Linked DNA regions of Homo sapiens: all the other regions are linked to region 1. The links are chromatin contacts, found by Hi-C or POLR2A ChIA-PET in ENCODE. All regions are on one chromosome and are shown on one strand. The core of a region is the stretch at or near the end of the contact, and the rest is flanking DNA. Distances in the headings are between cores, read along the strand shown. Region 1 overlaps LOC105374021 (a long non-coding RNA gene). Region 2 holds the start of TRMT10C (tRNA methyltransferase 10C, mitochondrial RNase P subunit). Region 3 holds the start of ZBTB11-AS1 (ZBTB11 antisense RNA 1). Region 4 has its middle 98 kb from the start of RDUR. Region 5 has its middle 200 kb from the start of ZPLD1.

Region 1 (3,444 bases), core at 669-3,168:
AAGATAACTGAGGCACATATAACATGTTTCTCTCTTTCCCTAATTTTTTTTTTCTTTTTGTCCTTTACTCCAAAGGTGAACATAAAGCTTTTATTATCTCTTATTAATACTACATGAATATCCTTAAAAAGCAATTTCTAGTTTTGTATCAGTGTACTATTAATGATAAGTCTCAATTTTAAAACCCTTATATTAAATTTAGTAAATTTTTATCAGTTTAACGACACAGGATTTTTTTTCACTGTCTTTCTTTTCCCAACCTTCTATATTTATTCAGGTTTAGCTCAGTCATTCTTATCTCCATTTACTTATTTTGAGTCAACCTTTAAATAACCTGTACCTAGACAAAATGATTTCTTTCCTCAACAAAAACACGTTTATACCTTATAACATCTTAATTTGCCTGTATATTTTGTATACAGAATTGTTTCCTTTATTATTAGTAGTTTTAAGTATATATATTAATATTCAGTGACATAATCCTAATAATCTTAATTTCTAGTGAAAATCTAGGAAGTAAGCAACTTCAAAGTCACATACCAACCCATTTTATGACTATATACTTAATGACTTCTAGAAACATAGATTTCCTGATAGAACATATTTCCAATGTGGAAAAGGACATATTTGCTAACAAGCCCAAATATATTTTATCTTTCTATAAAATGTAAGATGCCAAATGTAAATAAACTGAAACCTATGTTGAGCAATTAATGTTTCAATCTTTTATCTTCTTTAGAAATGAACTAGATATTAAATGAATAGCCATCATTTAATTTAACTTAGCAAAATTCTAAGGATGTAGTTATCAAAGAGATACATCTTTATCTCACTCATATCTATTTGATTTACTGTTTTTTAAACCAACAATATTAAGCTAGTTTTATTTACAAAAAATGTATTCAATTCATATGAATTTGAAAATAATTTGAGTTAGTATCTATAATTTTAGGAGCCTAAAGTATTTAATATATGCATGTTCATTTGTCTTTTAAATCAATTTGAAATTCAACGAAGGGATTTTGTATCATGTGGACACAACAGATATCATAGATGTATATGTGTATAAACATAAACAATCATACAGATAGATACAAATATCTTATAGTTTTTTTCAAAAGAATGCTATCAAGTCCTAGAGAAGACAGGGTGAGAGATTTACATCTCAAAGGCATAGAGAAAGAACATAAGTTTTCTCAAGGAGCTTTGGGTGCTTTAGGTGAGACAAAGAGGAAGATTTTAAATGAATGCTAAGGTAATATAAAATCATAAGAATTAGAGGATTTTACAATAAAGTACACATGAAACTGCCTTTGCAAAAAATATGACTGAGACAATTATTATAGCGAAAGAGGTTTGACCTAACCAAATCCATCTAGCTTCTAACCTCCAAGCTATCTTTGTTCATTCCTGGGCATAGGTCAAACTAATTTTGGGAGACACTTAGTTTATAGTTTAGCATTGAAATAGAGGTGATAACAGCCCTTTCCCCAAACAAACCCCCTTTCTGCCTGGGGGACCAGACTGTCTTTGCAGGACTATCAGATTATGTAAAAGATTAGAAATTATGGTTTAGGAATCATGCAGTTGGAGGCTGCAAGATTCTAAACATCCCAAATTGTTTCTTGGGATAACATTACTATTGTAAAACCTAAGATCAATGTTTGAGATATTTTGCAGACCCTGCACTTGATGGATCAGCTAGCACTACCCAGATCCAAAAACTGGCTCATCTGGTCTTGTGGCCCCCACACAGGAACAGATTCAGCACAAGAGAACAGCTTCAACTCCCTAGGATTTCACCTCTGACCCAACCAATCAGCAATCCCCACTTTCTGACCCTCTACCCACCGAACTATCTACAAAAACCCTGATCCTCATGTTTCCAGAAAGATTGATTTGAGTAATAATGAAACTCTGGTCTCCTGTACAGCCAGCTCTGTGTAAATGAAACTCTTTCTCTATTGCAATTTCCCTGTCTTGATAAATCGGTTCTGTCTAGGCAAGGTGAACCTATTGGGCGGTTACATACAGATGAACCTAAAAGACAATTCGGAAGCCTGTTTCAAATAACTGTCTGATTGTCAGTTGGGTCTGACTTAGTCATATACCTGAGTCTTTTCTTACCTAAGCATGCAAAGAAATGAAGAAGGTAGAAAGTAAGAATTTGCCTTCTGCCGTAATAACTGGTTGCTGTAACATTGTTAGTTACCTTTAAAATTGTAGCTCTTACCAGTGACTTGTCAGTTATAAAGCAAGCCTTGGTACTCCACCTCCTAAGAGCCAGGAGATTAGGGAGCTTCATATGAAAGATAATAGAGCCTTGGACCTGAGAGGAACTGACTTCTCACTCTTAAGGCTTCGTGAGGAGGAAAAAGAGGGTCAGTGGCACCTTTTCTTCCTTCCTCAAAGAGTATCAAGATGACAAAAGAAATGGGGGCAGAGGTAAAAGGAAGAACAAATCCTAAAGCAGCAAACTGGGGAGTTTTCAAAAAGGTCGATAAAGTTTTATATTATTCTCAGCAGAAATCATGCCAACAAAAAAGGAAGTAGACAGAGGAACGAACATATAATTAAAAGGAGCTTCTGTGGACTAAAAGAAATTCCATAGTAGAAACAGGATCCAAAACAGAAAAAGCAGGGAGGCTTTTAAAAAAATTGTAGCCTGAATATCAGCTTTTAATTAAGTTAATTTTTGACCATAAAGCTCTTAAAAAAGAAATCTTTAAATATCTCATTAGAGGTTTTAGCCAAACAAACAGCAAACACTTCTGTTTCCTGGCTTTTCTTTCCTTGAAATTTGCATTTAAAAAGGAATTATTTCTCAGGTAAGACTGGAGAGAGAATTTACATCTCAAAAGACAAAGAAATAATGGAAGTTTTTAGAAGTTCAGGGTAATTACTAATCAAATTTCTTCTTTTGAATATAAAATTTCCTGTTAGCTCAAATGAGAATGCAGGAAGCAAACAGAAAAAGGAAAAGTTAAAAAAAAAATTATTCTCTGAATATAAACCAAAATCTTAACTAAAGATATATTTAACAAGTGACTCAAGACCAAACTACGTAGCCTCTCTATGGTTGTAACCAAGGACTCCAAAGACGAAACAGAAAGACGAAGTTCTTCCAAGATTCAGACCACTCCCACAGACCAGCCAAAAAATCAAAACTTCACTAGCTGCAAATGAGGTATAACTCACATTTCTGTTTGGCTATATTCTTGGGGCTCCTAAACTTTTGGTTGTCCACCTGTGCATGAAGGCCAGATCATTTCATATGACCTGGATAGATAAAACATCAAAATAAGAGATCAATCAATAAGAAAAAAAACAACAACAAAAACAAAACAAAACAAAACAAAAAAACCAGAAAAATAAGTCATCCACATTAGGGTTTTAGGAGCAGAACATATCCAAGTCACACAGCACCAATGCATGTTCCCGGCA
Region 2 (3,444 bases), core at 596-3,095, 3.0 Mb before region 1:
CTGGAAATATTCTTAATCTAGAATAGGTCAGATCCCAGACATATTGAATAAATTATGTTCTGCTATATTTATAGAAACACTTCCAAAGATTTTTCACATAAAGAATCTTAGTAAACTTAACAGAATGAAATTTCCTTTACTTGACAAAGATCATATAGCAAAAACCTTCATAAAATATTAATGGAAAAACTTCAGATGTATCTCTTTAAAGAACAGGAACAAGAAAAAATAACCTCTACACTGCTATTTGTTATAACTACTAGACGATATTTATTCTTGATTTTTTTCCATGTTTGGGAGTAAACTCATGATTATTTTGCTATCACCACCTCACCTTTCTAACATGATAGTAATCAGTCTCTTAGACAAGATCTCGTTTTTTAAAATCATTTGGAAAAGACTATGCCTACCTTCTTTTATTTTAGTAAACTATATACAATATAAACATTTCCATTTTAGTCATTTTCAAGTGTACAGTTCAATGGCATTAAGTACATTCACGTTCTTGTACAACCATCACTACTATCCATCTCCAGAACTTTTTCATCATCCCATACTGAAAATTCATACCTATTAAACAGTAACTGCCCATTCTTCCCTTTCCCCAGCCCCTGGTAAACACTATTCTACTTTCTTTCTTTATGATTTGACTATTCTAGGCACTTCATATAGGTGGACTTATACAATATTTGTCCTTTTGTGCCTGGCTTATCTCAGTGTATAATGCCTCCAAAGTTTATCCATGTTGTACCATGTATCAGAACTTCATTCCTTTTTAAGACTGAATAATATTCCATTGTATGTACATGCAACATTTTTTAATCTATTCATCTGTTCATGGATATTTGGGTTGCTTCCACCTTTTGGTTATTATCAATAATGCTACAATGACATTAGAGTACAAGTGTCTGTTTGTGTCTCTGCTTTCAATTTCTTTGGGTATATTACTAGGAGTAGAATGGCTGCAGAATATGTTCATTCTGTGTTTGGTTACAAATATATGTGGAGGCTGAATTGGCCCCAAAGGCCACCAATTTACAAATGTGTTTTAATTTCATTTCACATTAAACTTTCCAAATGAGCTAGGAGGAGACAGAAACTTACCGTGGCTTATCACGTTCCAAGCATAGTGCCAGGTACTGGTGATAAACTGGTCAAAAAGATTAGGAGTTTAAAGTCCTAGCGTCAAGGAGTTTGAAGCTGAGTAAGAAGACGTGTGAAAAAAACATACTTTATTTTAGTACTCTGTCAGCAAATGTTTATAAATACAGGGCCCAAACAGAGAGTAGGTTGAAAAGAGGATTAGAAACAGTTTTTTTTTTTTTTTTTTTTTTTTTTTGAGACAGAGAGTCTTGCTCTGTCGCCCAGGCTGGAGTGCAGTGGCGCGATCTCAGCTCACCGCAACCTCCGCCTCCCAGGTTCAAGCGATTCTCCTGCCTCAGCCTCCCGAGCAACTGGGATTACAGGCGCGCGCCACCACACCTGGCTAATTTTTGTATTTTTAGTAGAGACGGGGTTTCACTATGTTGGCCAGGCTGGTCTCAAACTCCTGACCCCAAGTGATCCGCCCGCCTCGGCCGCCCAAAGCACTGGGATAACAGGCGTAAGCCAACTGGCCCGGCCCAGAAGAAGTTTTTAGGATATATGGAGGAAAACACAACACAACACAGCTACAACTCCGTGACAACTGAGAGCGTAGTCTTCGAGTACCCAGTTGCCTACTGACAGCCGTCTCCTCTAAGGCGCTTCTTTTAGCCAAGAAAGCGTTCTTTGCGTGCTGTGACGTAAAAAGCAGCGCCGGAAGGGAGAGGGCGGAACTTCCGGCTGAGCCCCAGCGACCGCTCTGGTCGGCTGTGTAGACTGTTGGGTAGGCTGCGTGCTAGCTTCGGCGCGGATCCCTGGGCGTCCGTACGTCGGAGTCCTTCGTCCTCCAGGGTCCCTGTTCTTTGCGCCAGCGGGAACCACTATCTCTGCACTCCTGGTAAGCGAGTTTCTTCTTTCGCCTAATGTGTGTGTTGGGGGTGGGAGGACGCCGGAGACGTTCCAAGATGCACTTAGTGGAGCATGTGCGTTCGGAAGGCCCACGGGTAAGAGGAAGCCCAGTGATTTTAATAAACTATAACTAGTACAGTACCTGAAACAAAATCAGTGGTTCCTGAAATGATGTACTTGATTGCTTTTTACAATTGGGGTTTTCATTTCTGTGGTATTCTAAGTCCTTGCCAGTTACAAGAATAAAACTTTTAAAACTCCTTCTGAAATCAATGTTTATTAGATTGGGGCCTGGGGACCCCAGTTAAATATTTCCGGGATTCTAAAGTAAATTGTTTTCTCTTTAAAGGGAGGCTGAGCCGGGCGCGGTGGCTCACGCCTGTAATCCCAGCACAATGAGAGGCCGAGGTGGGCGGATCACGAGGTCAGGAGATCCGAGACCATCCTGGCTAACACAGTGAAACCCCGTCTGTACTAAAAATACAAAATAGCCGGGCGTGGTGGCGGGTGCCTGTAGTCCCAGCTACTCGGGAGGCTGAGGCAGGAGAATGGCGTGAACCCTGGGAGGCGGAGCTTGCGCCGAGATCGCGCCACTATACTCCAGCCTGGAGTGACAGAGCGAGACTCCGTCTCAAAAAAAATAATAAAGGGAGGCTGAACTTTTTTTTTCTTTTTTTTTTTTTTAATGAAGGAAGCATCGATCTAGGGTATTAGAAAAATATTTGCGTGATTACTGTGAGCCAAATACTGTCAAGCATTGGATTCAATGTTAACATTATAGACAAAGTCCTTGTCCTCATGGACACTAGTTAGTCCTTACCATCTAGTGAGGCAAATAGATAACCAGGCAATTACAGTGCAGTGTTAGAAGTACTGTCATAGGCACCAGAGTGCTGTGAAAAGTAATGGTGGAATACTTGAAGTGTGAGGTGAAGAATAGCTAGAGATGCTGCTGACCTGGCCGCAATAAGCTTAGAAATATATGTTGGGAACAATACCAATGGATAGCAATATCCCTTGAAACAGAACATTGAAGGAGGATCAGATTGTGAAGCAAAGGTAGAGGGGTTATTTCGATTTGTTGCGTTTGAGGTGTTTTTTGTTTGTTTTTGTTGTTTTGAGACAGTCTTACTCTGTCGCTCACTGCAACAGATTTTGTTGCAAAATCTCGGCTCACTGCAACTTCCGCCCCCCTTATTCAAGCGATTCTTCTACATCAGCCTCACGAGTACCTGGGAAGTAGAAGAATCGCCCCACTTCAGCCTCACGAGTACCTGGGATTACAGGCATGCGCCACCACACCTGGCTAATTTTTGTATTTTTAGTAGAGACAGGGTTTCGCCATGTTGGTCAGGCTGGTCTCAAACTCCTGACCTCAAGCGATCCTCCCTCCTCGGCCTTCCAAAGTGCTGGGATTACAGGAGTGAGCCACTGCACCCGGCCTGCATTTGA
Region 3 (3,444 bases), core at 403-2,902, 2.8 Mb before region 1:
AATTAAAAAAAAAACAACTGGATTAGAATCACTCACAGATAATGAACTTAGAAAAAGAAAAATTCTGAACACAAAATACCACATAACACTGGGTTAAGAAAAGTGTGAGATCACAAAGGTCAGCTGTGTGACTTTTGTTGTGTTATTTAACATCCTAGTGCTTTTAGTTTTTTCATCTGTAAAACAGATAGAGGCTGAAAAGGGAGGATCATCTGAGCCTAGGAGGTCGAGGCTACAGTGAGCTGTGATCGTTGTCACTGCACCAAGCAAGACCCCCTACGCTCTGTCTCCAAAAAAGGGAGATAAGTATTAAGGTTTTATGAAGGTTAAATAAATGTCAAGGGCTAACGACTACATCCTGCATATACAAGCTTGATCAATGTTACCTATAGTTACAATTATCATCTTTAACAAATCCTGAAGTATTAAATCTGAGACATTTGTTCAACAAACTAATGTCTACCCAAACCCATCCAAACAAAATGCACTGATTACTTCATTACCTCATAATTTAATCTTCGCATTTGTCTGTCCTTACAGGAATTTAATTCAGATATTGGTTTAAAGTGGAAAATAAATGGAAGAATTTGATTATCCAATAGTTCGTAAACGAATAAACTTGATGATGTTTATAAACCGAAAAGAACTTTAGAAACTATTCAGTAATTTCGTTATTCACAGACGAAGTAACCAAGATTTGAATGAAATAACTTTTCTGTAGCCATATTGGAGAGTGACAGCACTGTTCCTAACAAAATTTCTTAAATGGGACTATAAACTATTAACTAATTCTGACAGTTTGAATATTCATTAACTGTGGAGAGTGAAGATGGTTAAGAAGCCAAGGACACTTGCTATCCTCCCTTACAACTGGTTCCCAAGGAGTCAAGTAACTTCAGAGCTGTATTTTTTGACAATCAAAAAGTCACAGTAATCGTACCTTTTCTGCGTATATACAATGCTACACAGTTCCCAAACGCGTTTTTCACATCATTAGGGGAAAGATTATTAAAACATTCAGAGTTACGAATATCAAGCTGGGCGCCGTGGCTCATGCCTGAAATCCCAACACTTTGGGAGGCCGAGGCGGGAGGATGGCTTGAGGCCAGATGGAGACCAGCTTGGGGAACGAGGCGAGACCCGTGTCTACTCAAACACCCCGCCCCCGCAAAACCAAACAACAAAAACAGTAACTGATATCTTTTACATTTACTTCTTGTTCTTAAAAAAAAACGCTCAAGGCGATTTCTCAATCACTCCTTATCACTTCTGCAAATAATTGTATTATTCCTTATTTACGCAGCAGCGGCAAAATTTGAGGAACACTAGCGAATGTGTCCAGAGCAGCTCATACTCGCTCGCCAAAACCCAAGCGCAGCACTAAAGAAACGGGAGACCCGGCTTCGGGTGACTCGTCCCCCCTTCCAAACGTCAGCACAGTCGAAAACGTGCACCCCGCAGCCTCCACTGCCGCGAGCCACACGCCACCTCCAGAGGGCCGGGGCCTACAGCCTCAAGGGGCCGCCCAAGGAGGCGGACCTGGCGCAGCCCAGGCGTCCGGCCCCTCCCCGCGGCTGGCCCGGCCTCCGGGGAAGCCCCCTTGGTCCCACCCAGGGCCAGGGCCCGCCCCCAGCTTCGCCGGCCTCCTTCCTGTGGGAAGTGCGGCTCCTTTCGCGTCCCCCACCCTCTCGGCTCCGCCTGGCAGCAGCTCCGCCGCCCAGAGGCGTCCGAGACCCTCCGACTCGTGGGTACGCATAGGCCTCGCCAGCGAGCCTTGCCCAGGCAACGAGTCGCCAGCCCGCCCCCTCGCCGCGGGCTAGGTCTCACCTCGCCACCAGTACGTCTTGGACAAGTAGTGCCAGGTCTGATGCCGGGTGTGGTGAGTGCCGCCGGGACCCAGGTGCGCCGCCTCGATGAGGTCCCGGCGTCGCTCCGGCTGCAGCACCACCTCCAGCTCCGCGAAGGTCTTGCGGTGCCGCTGCCGCCGCTGGTAATACAGAGTCCCGCCGCGCACCACGTAGCAGGCGGCAGCTTTTCGGATTTTACGCTTGACATTGCCCTCGGTGCCCGGCGCATACGGCTCGCGCTCGTTCGTCAGGTAACGCAGGATGGCCCGGTAGCTTTCCTCGCTTGACATCGCGGACCGCGGCTCCCTGAGGGCGCCTGTCAGGGACAGGTGAGGAAAACGGCCCGCTACCTACGGGCGGCTGCAGGAGGAGCGGCGGCACCGTAGGGAGAAACGGCTGCGCCTTTGGCGAGCGCTCTTCGACGGCTCCCTTAGTCCGAAGGAAAAGCGGGCGAGTTGGTAACCAGGGGGAACTGCACTTCTCCAGCGCGCGGGATCCGCTGGCGACTGACAAAATGGCTGCTGCACCACCGGAAGTGACGCAAGGCAAGGGCGGGGACTGAGCCCTGATTGGAGCGCACTCTCGTTTTCTGGCTTGATGGAGCCGATCCAGTGACGTCAGGAATGCGGGTGGACATTTTGGAAGCGGGTAGGACCCTTCACTGCAGTTCGAGGGAGTCTTTAAGCAGACATCTTAAGTCCTGGCAGTTTCTCTTTTCATTTTTCCCTTTTCCACGCTTTCTAAGGAGCCACGTGTAGGGGGAGCTGGTGGACAGTTGAGAGTTCAGCCGAAACATCCAGAGGGTTAGGAGTCCGTTTTTACGTTTGAGACTCCCAACATCATAAAAGCATATTTTCAGGCTTCTGGAAAAATATTAGTCTCTTGACACGGGACCAGAGACAGCCCATTTACATGGAAATTTAGATTCCAGTTAACAGTTATAAAATTTTCAGTGCCTCCCTCAGTGATGAGTTATTGTTTCTAAACTTGCACCTGCTAGCTCCAGACTACTCAAGGAAGAGTCGAGATTCTTTTGGAATTATCAGCATTTATAGTCAATGTTATTGCGAGTGGAAAAGGGGGTCGGTAACACTATTTTAAGGCTTTATTTACATATATTTTTACACAAACGTAGGGGAAAAGGTTCTCCATTTTGCACCAAATATATATGAGGGTGCAAGAAGGGGAGCGGACTTGAGCTGCGTCTCCCAGTGCGTGCTGAGGATGCTAATACAGGTATTTAGCTGGTAATCCCGGAGCAGCGACCCCGGTCACCCTTTCCTGGGACGAATCTGCAGCGCTCACAGGGGCCCAGGGCTGACATCCCTCCTCGGGGACTGGGGTTGGACACTGTCGCCGCTTTGCTAAAGCCAGAACATTTCAGGCCGAGGGCTCCAGCTGCAGACACGGCCTAGTACACTTCTCCACCGGAGGGTCTGTAGTCTCTGGGTGAGGCCCTTTGACGCTCCTAGAAGTAGCTGACGGGCAGACAGGTGAATACAGTAGGCTCGAAAACAGAATCATACAGCCAGCCTCTGGTGTTAGGGGCGTGTTTTTGTGTGTGTGCACACGCAGTAATTCCCGGATGGCCCGGACA
Region 4 (3,444 bases), core at 553-3,052, 2.5 Mb before region 1:
ACACAATAGTTATGGAGTTCTGCTCTTATACTTAGTTGAATTCTCAAAAATGGAAATGAACTCAGCCTCATATAATGTGTTCTTAGTGCATCCACGATGTCTTCTAGTGACCTATCATTTCCCCTTCTTAAGTTCACAAGCTATCTGTTTATTAATGTCGTGGATAATATTTTATTTCTTTTTCTTTTTTTCTAGACACAAGGTCTCACTGTGTTGTTCAGGCTGGTCTTGAACTCCTGGACTCAACTGATCTGCCCACCATGGCCTCTCAAAGTGGTGGGATTACAGGCATGAGACATTGTGCTCAGCCTGCCTTTGATAATATTTTCATTATTTGAGTTTGTGAAATCTAACTTCATTCTTCTTTTGAAAACGGAGACCTTAATTTGCTTTTCGTCAGTTACCTGGCACAGCTAGCCTTCTCTGCATTTCTTTAAAGATTCTTGAGATTCTTTCCTGTCTCACTCTCTCAAAGAAAATAAGTATAAGTGAATTACCACTAAGTACAAAGAACATTAAATTTAAACTTGCATGTTTCTAATGGGAATTACCATTTCCAAAGCAATGAGTGTGTGTGACTGTGTGTTTATGTTCATGTCAACATAAATATGTGTTTATGTTGGAGAAAAGTTTACGGCAGAAGAAGGTACCAGTGGCTTACTTTTATTCTCCCATGGTGTCTGAGGACCAGGAAAGAGTTAGAGAAACAAGCCTCCATAAACGCAACATATGGAGTTAGAACCTCACTATGTTGAGCTTGCTTTTAACTTTATTTTCTACTTCTAGTTCTTATTGGCCAGAGTATAGGCTTTTAATGGGGAAGACTTATAGACCGAAAGAAATCAAGAATCTGCTGCCTTCATAGAACTCATTTCTACATTGCAAATCCTGAGTATGTTGACTTCAAGACCAATTAAAACAAAACCAAATTAAATAAACAAAAACAGCTCCAAACGCCAATGGTTATTTCAGACCACAGAGGGGTAAATAAAAGCTTGAATGCTTAAAACCATTGGTTTTGATAAAAGTTATTAGAATTGATGATGCCTCTGCCAAAAATTCACAGTGCCATTGGCTGATATGGCTTTCCCCCCAATTAAAGCTTTCATCTTTAAATGATCTGTGAATAGACAAGACCACATAGTTTATACTTGTTGAAAATGCTACCACATTCCCTTTTTTTTTGGACAAGGTCCTGCTCTGTGGCCCAGACTGGAGTGCAGTGGTATGACCATAGCTCACTGCAGCCTTGAACTCCTAGGCTCATGAGATTTCTTCATCGGCCTCCAGAGTAGCTAGGACTACAGGCCCAAACTAGCACACTGGGCTAATTTTTAAGTTTTTTTTTTTTCTAGAGAGAGTGTCTCACTATGGTGCCCAGACTGGTCTTAAACTCTTGGCCCCAAGATATCCTCACCTCAGCCCTCAGCCTCCCAAAGTGTTGGGATTACAGGCATGAACCACCATGCTTAGCCCCACATTTCTTTTTTCTTTCTTTGTTTCTTTTTTTTTTTTTTTTTTTAACCTTTGTAAGCTTGACATTGTAAAGATTCTTCTAAATTAAGCTATGAGGTTTGCTATTTTGGGCACCCTTCTCGGCAAGCCCATGCCTTGTGACATTACTTCTGCTTTGTTTACCAATAGTGTGTGTCAGGGCTGCTGGTTGTGGCAAACTCAGCCACAAGAGAAGAAGCTGAGAGAACTTTATCTCTCTCACTTGAAGGCACCAACATACTGGAAGGGGAATCTGGAAGATCCGGTGGTCATAAGACATATCATTTATGCATGGTAACTTCTCTCCTAATGAAGTTTAGCAACTAAGATTGTTTCTGGTTTCAGTCTGAAAGAAGGTTCCTATTCATGAAGTACTTCTTGTGTGAAACGGCACACAGTCATCATTTACTTCACAGCTGAACTTTGGTATGAGCTGCTTAACTGCTTTCTTTGACAATAGTTTTTAACCTATTTGCATATTTCCATCAGATTAATCTTTCCAAATCATGGTTCTGATTGTCAGGATAATGATGTATCTACAACTCCTGCCCAAGATAGAATTTCCTTCCTTCCTTCCTTCTTTCCTTCTTTCCTTCCTTCCTTCCTTCCTTCCTTCCTCCCTTCCTCCCTGTCTTTTCTTTCTTTCTTGGAGTCTTGCTTCTTTGCCTAGGCTGGAGTGCAGTGGTGTGATCTCAGCTCACTGCAACCTCTGCCTGCCAGGTTCAAGTGATTCTCCCACCTCAGCCTCTCAAGTAGCTGGGACTACAGGTGCATGCCACCATGCCTGGCTAATTTTTGTATTTTTAATAGAGATGGGGGTTTCACCATGTTGGCTAGATTGGTCCTGAACTCTTGACTTCAAGTGATCTGTCTGCCTTGGCCTCTCAAAGTGCTGAGATTATAGTCTTGAGCCACCACACCAGGCAGAATTTGCTTTCTATCTGGAAGAGTGAAGGAAAAAAAATCATATTTCTACTTTATCATCATTGAATATTTTCTTAATTGGAAAAAGCCTTACAGATAAATATTACTCCTTGGCAAAGAAAGCAATTGCCATTATAATACATCTTCGGGAGAGGGATATCCAAACTAATACTCAATTTACCAGGTAATCTCAAATTTTGTTCAGTTGACATTTGTTGAAATTATTTTACTATTGTCTACTTCATGTTTTCAGTCTGGCACAGAGGAATCACAGTATAAACACAATGTAGATTATATGTACAACTGAACAACAGATGTTAGGTAAACTTGTATTTTCAACATTCCATAAAGTTATCCTGAGATAACCATTTTTTAAAAATTAAAATTATTATAGTATGTAGTCTATTCACTTGTGACATAAAGAGCTAGTGCTCACCAAACATTGTATGTGTTTCCATTTATTTTCTAGCCTCTTTTGCCTTTCAGTTGGGGCCACATGCCTAGTTCTGGCCAGTGAATAATAAGTGGAAGAGGGGGCGGTTCCAAGATGGCCAAGTAGGAACAGTTCCAGTCTACAGCTCCCAGCACGAGCAATGCAGAAGACAGATGATTTCTGCATTTCCAACTGAGGTACCAGGTTCATCTCACTGGGGATTGTCAGACAGTGGGTGCAGGACAGTGGGTGCAGTGCACCAAGTGTGAGCCGAAGCAGTGTGAGGCATTGCCTCACCCGGGAAGCACAAGGGGTCAGGGAATTCCCTTTCCTAGCCAAGAAAAGGGGTGACAGACGGCACCTGGAAAATCAGGTCACTCCCACCCATATACTGCACTTTTCCGATGGTCTTAGCAAATGGCACACCAGGAGATTATATCCCGCACCTAGCTTGGAGGGTCCTATGGCCACGAAGCCTCGCTTGTTGCTAGCACAGCAGTCTGAGATCAAACTACAAGGCGGCAGTGAGGCTGGGGGAGGGGAACACGCCATTGCTGAGGCTTGAGCAGGTAAACAAAGTGGCCAGGAAGCTT
Region 5 (3,444 bases), core at 382-2,881, 2.3 Mb before region 1:
ACATCGGTAATCACTTGTTCATTGTTTCTTGCTAAACTTTTAGTGCCATGAAGAAAAATGACCACGTCTGTCTTGGCCATTGCTATATCTTCTGTGTGTAGCACAGTGCCTAGGATATAGTTGTCATTCAATATGTATTTGTAGAATGGATTACCTCATGAATGCAAATATTAGTGAGAATTGAAAGAATGAACTAATAGACATAATTTAATTCTTTTAAATGGTGGCCATTTGGGTAGAGCATTTTGGGTGGTGTAGGAACGGAGTGGGCATGCTTCAACACTCTACTATAAAGGAAGAATGTGGAGCCTGGTTAAAAGCACTCTAACCACATTTCTTCTGGAATATGCCCTGGGTCTGTGATCTTCCTGTAGTGGTCAGGGAAGTCTTACTAGTTCCTGATCCTGGCGCAGCGAGGAAGGAAGGAGCTTGAGAGTAAATGTGTGGTTGGCTCACTATTTTATTACTGGACTTAAGTCAGTTGTGTTAAAGGGCAGTAATATGACAAAAAGAGGCCCTTTGTCTCTTTTTCTGCAGGAACTTGGCAAAGGAACATAATGTATATGTAAAGTCTAAAGTAATGCCATTTAATAGAACTTTCTGTGATAATGGAAATGTTTTATATCTATACATCTGTTATAGAAGCCATTACTCATATATGCCTTTTGGGCAATTCAAATGTAGTAAATGCAAATTAGGAGCTGAATTTTTTATTTTGCTTAATTTCAATGAATATTGAAATTTAAATTTCAGCTAATTTATATTTAAATTTAAATAGCCATACATGGGTAGTGACTACTGTATTAGACTGTATTAGATAGGTCTAGAGGATATGAGTTTTGTTGAGATGAAGATGGCAGAGCACATAGAATGTTTTGTTCTGAAGTTGCCCTGCATTACAAAGAATCTGAGTTATGAATTTGACATGCTTTTATTTATAGTGATGCTCCCTTTCCAACAAGAATGTTAAAATAAAATCTTTCTGGATAAGAAGTAAGATGTGGATTTCTTTTGAAAAGAAAATGTAAGGGACTTGCTTCTAAGCCTAGCTTCTTCTCATTCTTGGAGTGTGCTATCATCTTCTAATTCAGTACAGTGGCTTTCACTTCCCATCAGATAAAAAGAGATGCCTCAAACCAATTCCGAAAGCTACTTTTGGAAAAGCATTGGTTGAGTTTTCATCCTGACTCCTAGGATAACAAATAGTAAGTCTTCAAACAAAGCAGCAGCTATGCGAATTCTAGAATTTTGATATGTATTGTTAATGTTGGTATCGTACCACTTGATGCTTTTATGACATGTATCATGACATCAAGTACTGCACAAAATTAAATTCACATTCTAACACTTGTTTAAGTTTAGTTGGTTAGGATAGTGCTGGCTTAACATTTTTAATGTATTTAGTACATGAAAAGTACATAACATTCTCCTTTGTGTACATAGTACACATATAAAATTCAAGCCTGTGTTTGCACAGCATATGAGGGTAAATGGATAAGCCAGGACATGGCTACAGGAGGCTGGCCCAATGGCTTTAAAGGATCTGGGCTCTGCCTAGCTCTGCTGAGGGCTGTGGAAATTGTTAATTCTGCCCAACTGTAACCCATTTGTCACACTGTAGTTGGTAAACTCTGTTGACTTGGTGCTCAGGTGTTGAGATAATGCTTCCTAAAGTTTAATGTGCATATGAATCACCTGGGCATTCTGTTAAAAGGCAAATTCTGACTCAGCAGCCCTGTGACTGGGCCTGAGATCCTGCATTGCTAACAAGTTCTCAAGTGATTCTAATGCTGCTGGACTTCACTGTGAGTAGCAACGTGCTAGGGCATAAATTTGATTTCATTTTGATTAGTTTTACACTGAAACATCTTCCTCCATCACTACAAAACTTATTCTTCAGTCCTGATGACTATGATGTTGTGGTATCAGTCCAGGTAAAAGTGAATAAAAATTTTTATTTAAACTTGTTTCTGGGATTAGAAAAATATAGCTCAATATACACTGAGAGGAAGTTGGTAGCTATGTATTTACATTTCTCTTTTTGAGGTAATCTTTAGCAGTAGAGGAGTTGCTTCATACCTACTGTGATCTCACACAATTTATATAGTGACATATACAACTTCCAGGCTTTCATATTCCGTTACATCTCTCAATACTTGTGAATTTTCTAAAATGCTTCCTTGAATTTGATGCCCTCGGGAGAAAGGTCTATATCCTCATAACCACACTTGTGACAAATTAGCCCAAGCTTCTGGATTATCAAACTTTTCTTCAGTTCTCATCATGCTCTTGTAAAATTATGACCTCAAGCTTTAACTTTTTGGTCTATTGCTTATACAGTAAAGCAAGCAAACAAACAAAATCAAGTGCCATGCACATGCACAGATAAATATAAACATATGGATCAGCACACACTTGTGGAAATTTAAACCAATATTAGTGGGAAAGAAATATAAACAAATATTATGATTATTAATACAAATTAGTAACCAATTAGGTATAAATATGCACTCTCCAGTGTCTTCTTAATTTCAGATTAAGGTGACCTCCAATCAATAGCCAGCAAAAAGCCAGGGCCCTAAGTATTATACCTACAAGGAAAAAATTTCTATCAACAACTTCAATGAATTTGGGTGCAGATTTTTAAACATAAATTTTAGGTAATTCCCACAAGGACCTCTTTTTGCTGCCTTACTTTTTTTCTCCTCCCCTTTCTTATATGAAATAAGATGGTTACTTTGGTAATTGATGAATAATTTATTACAAAATTTGTTTTAGCAGCTAAAATAATGGTGCATGTAAATATTGGTATCTACATTGATAAAAGCTTCTTAGAGTTGACATTGGGATGTGCTAGATTTGAAGTAGATTTTTATCATTCTCTGACAATTTTCTCAGATAATACAAAACCAATTAATGCATCCCTGATTAGTTTTTGACAGAGGTTTTCTTTGAAAGATAACACAGCTTAAATTCACAGAGCTTCTTCCCTTAAGGAATTTAGATTGCTCATTCTTTCCTTACCAATAATTTAGTTTCATTTTAATTTCTTAAAACCTGTTTCTTTACTTGCCCTGCCTAGCCCAGTTTACAGTAGTGCCCCACCTGAGACTCTGGGGTGGGCCAGCGTGTGTTTTAACCAGCCCCGCCAACCATCCTCGTGTTTGAGCAGCATGGATTTATACCACCACTCCACACTGGGCTGCCTCAGCAGAAACCTGGAGAAAATTCTTCTAAGTCCTTTCTTTTACCTCCTGTATTAAATTCATTTGCTCAAGCCTCAGACATAGCTCTCAAAAATCCTTTTTTCCCTCTCTGTTTCGATGTCCACTGTGTTAGGTCAAGTCCTTATAATTTTTCTCCTGGTCCATGGCAGAGGCCTCTATCAGGTATCTCTGCTTCCTTTGTCACCTCCCCCACTCCAGTCCATTCTCCATACTGTGA

Evidence for each region. A loop is a pair of places that touch in the nucleus more often than their neighbours do. ChIA-PET counts read pairs that join two places held with the same protein, here RNA polymerase II (POLR2A). Pooled maps may share reads with other maps.
Region 2: a loop to region 1 is called in a pooled map, with 6 times the contacts of the local background. The contact joins the promoter of TRMT10C here to the enhancer-like site in region 1. A Hi-C loop is called at or near these places in 2 of 37 single-sample maps with no recorded cell type and 4 of 50 pooled maps. POLR2A ChIA-PET finds 5 or more read pairs at or near these places in 1 of 52 experiments (activated B cell).
Region 3: a pooled map shows a loop between it and region 1 (7-fold over the local background). The contact joins the promoter of ZBTB11-AS1 here to the enhancer-like site in region 1. A Hi-C loop is called at or near these places in 2 of 37 single-sample maps with no recorded cell type and 2 of 50 pooled maps.
Region 4: a loop to region 1 is called in a map with no recorded cell type, with 6 times the contacts of the local background. The contact joins two enhancer-like sites. A Hi-C loop is called at or near these places in 2 of 37 single-sample maps with no recorded cell type and 4 of 50 pooled maps.
Region 5: a loop to region 1 is called in a map of B cell, with 7 times the contacts of the local background. The contact joins two enhancer-like sites. A Hi-C loop is called at or near these places in 2 of 168 maps with a recorded cell type or tissue (B cell and OCI-LY7) and 3 of 50 pooled maps.

Annotation. Positions count from the first base shown.
Region 1 is chr3:104,517,358-104,520,801 of GRCh38, forward strand. LOC105374021 (a long non-coding RNA gene) reads right to left here. Exons shown (of 6, transcript XR_007096271.1): 6 at 1-3,279. Among named protein-coding and RNA genes, the nearest start is that of ALCAM, 850 kb to the right of the region's middle. Within about 2 kb of position 1,919, at least 3 of the 41 ENCODE cell types and tissues checked have a DNase peak (open chromatin) inside an H3K27ac peak, as active enhancers do.
Region 2 is chr3:101,560,023-101,563,466 of GRCh38, forward strand. TRMT10C (tRNA methyltransferase 10C, mitochondrial RNase P subunit) reads left to right here and starts at 1,846. Exons shown (of 2, transcript NM_017819.4): 1 at 1,846-1,981. RefSeq lists enhancers at 1,832-1,901, 1,912-1,981.
Region 3 is chr3:101,674,778-101,678,221 of GRCh38, forward strand. It overlaps ZBTB11-AS1 (ZBTB11 antisense RNA 1), which reads left to right and starts at 1,653. Exons shown (of 1, transcript NR_024407.1): 1 at 1,653-3,444. It overlaps ZBTB11 (zinc finger and BTB domain containing 11), which reads right to left and starts at 2,355. Exons shown (of 11, transcript NM_014415.4): 1 at 1,828-2,355. The coding sequence starts at 2,137. LOC124906262 (endogenous retrovirus group K member 5 Gag polyprotein) reads left to right here and starts at 1,668. Exons shown (of 3, transcript XM_047449415.1): 1 at 1,668-3,444. RefSeq lists a silencer at 1,407-1,776 and an enhancer at 1,493-2,047.
Region 4 is chr3:102,036,974-102,040,417 of GRCh38, forward strand. No RefSeq gene overlaps it. Among named protein-coding and RNA genes, the nearest start is that of RDUR, 98 kb to the left of the region's middle. Within about 2 kb of position 1,803, at least 4 of the 41 ENCODE cell types and tissues checked have a DNase peak (open chromatin) inside an H3K27ac peak, as active enhancers do.
Region 5 is chr3:102,236,965-102,240,408 of GRCh38, forward strand. No RefSeq gene overlaps it. Among named protein-coding and RNA genes, the nearest start is that of ZPLD1, 200 kb to the right of the region's middle. Within about 2 kb of position 1,632, at least 2 of the 41 ENCODE cell types and tissues checked have a DNase peak (open chromatin) inside an H3K27ac peak, as active enhancers do.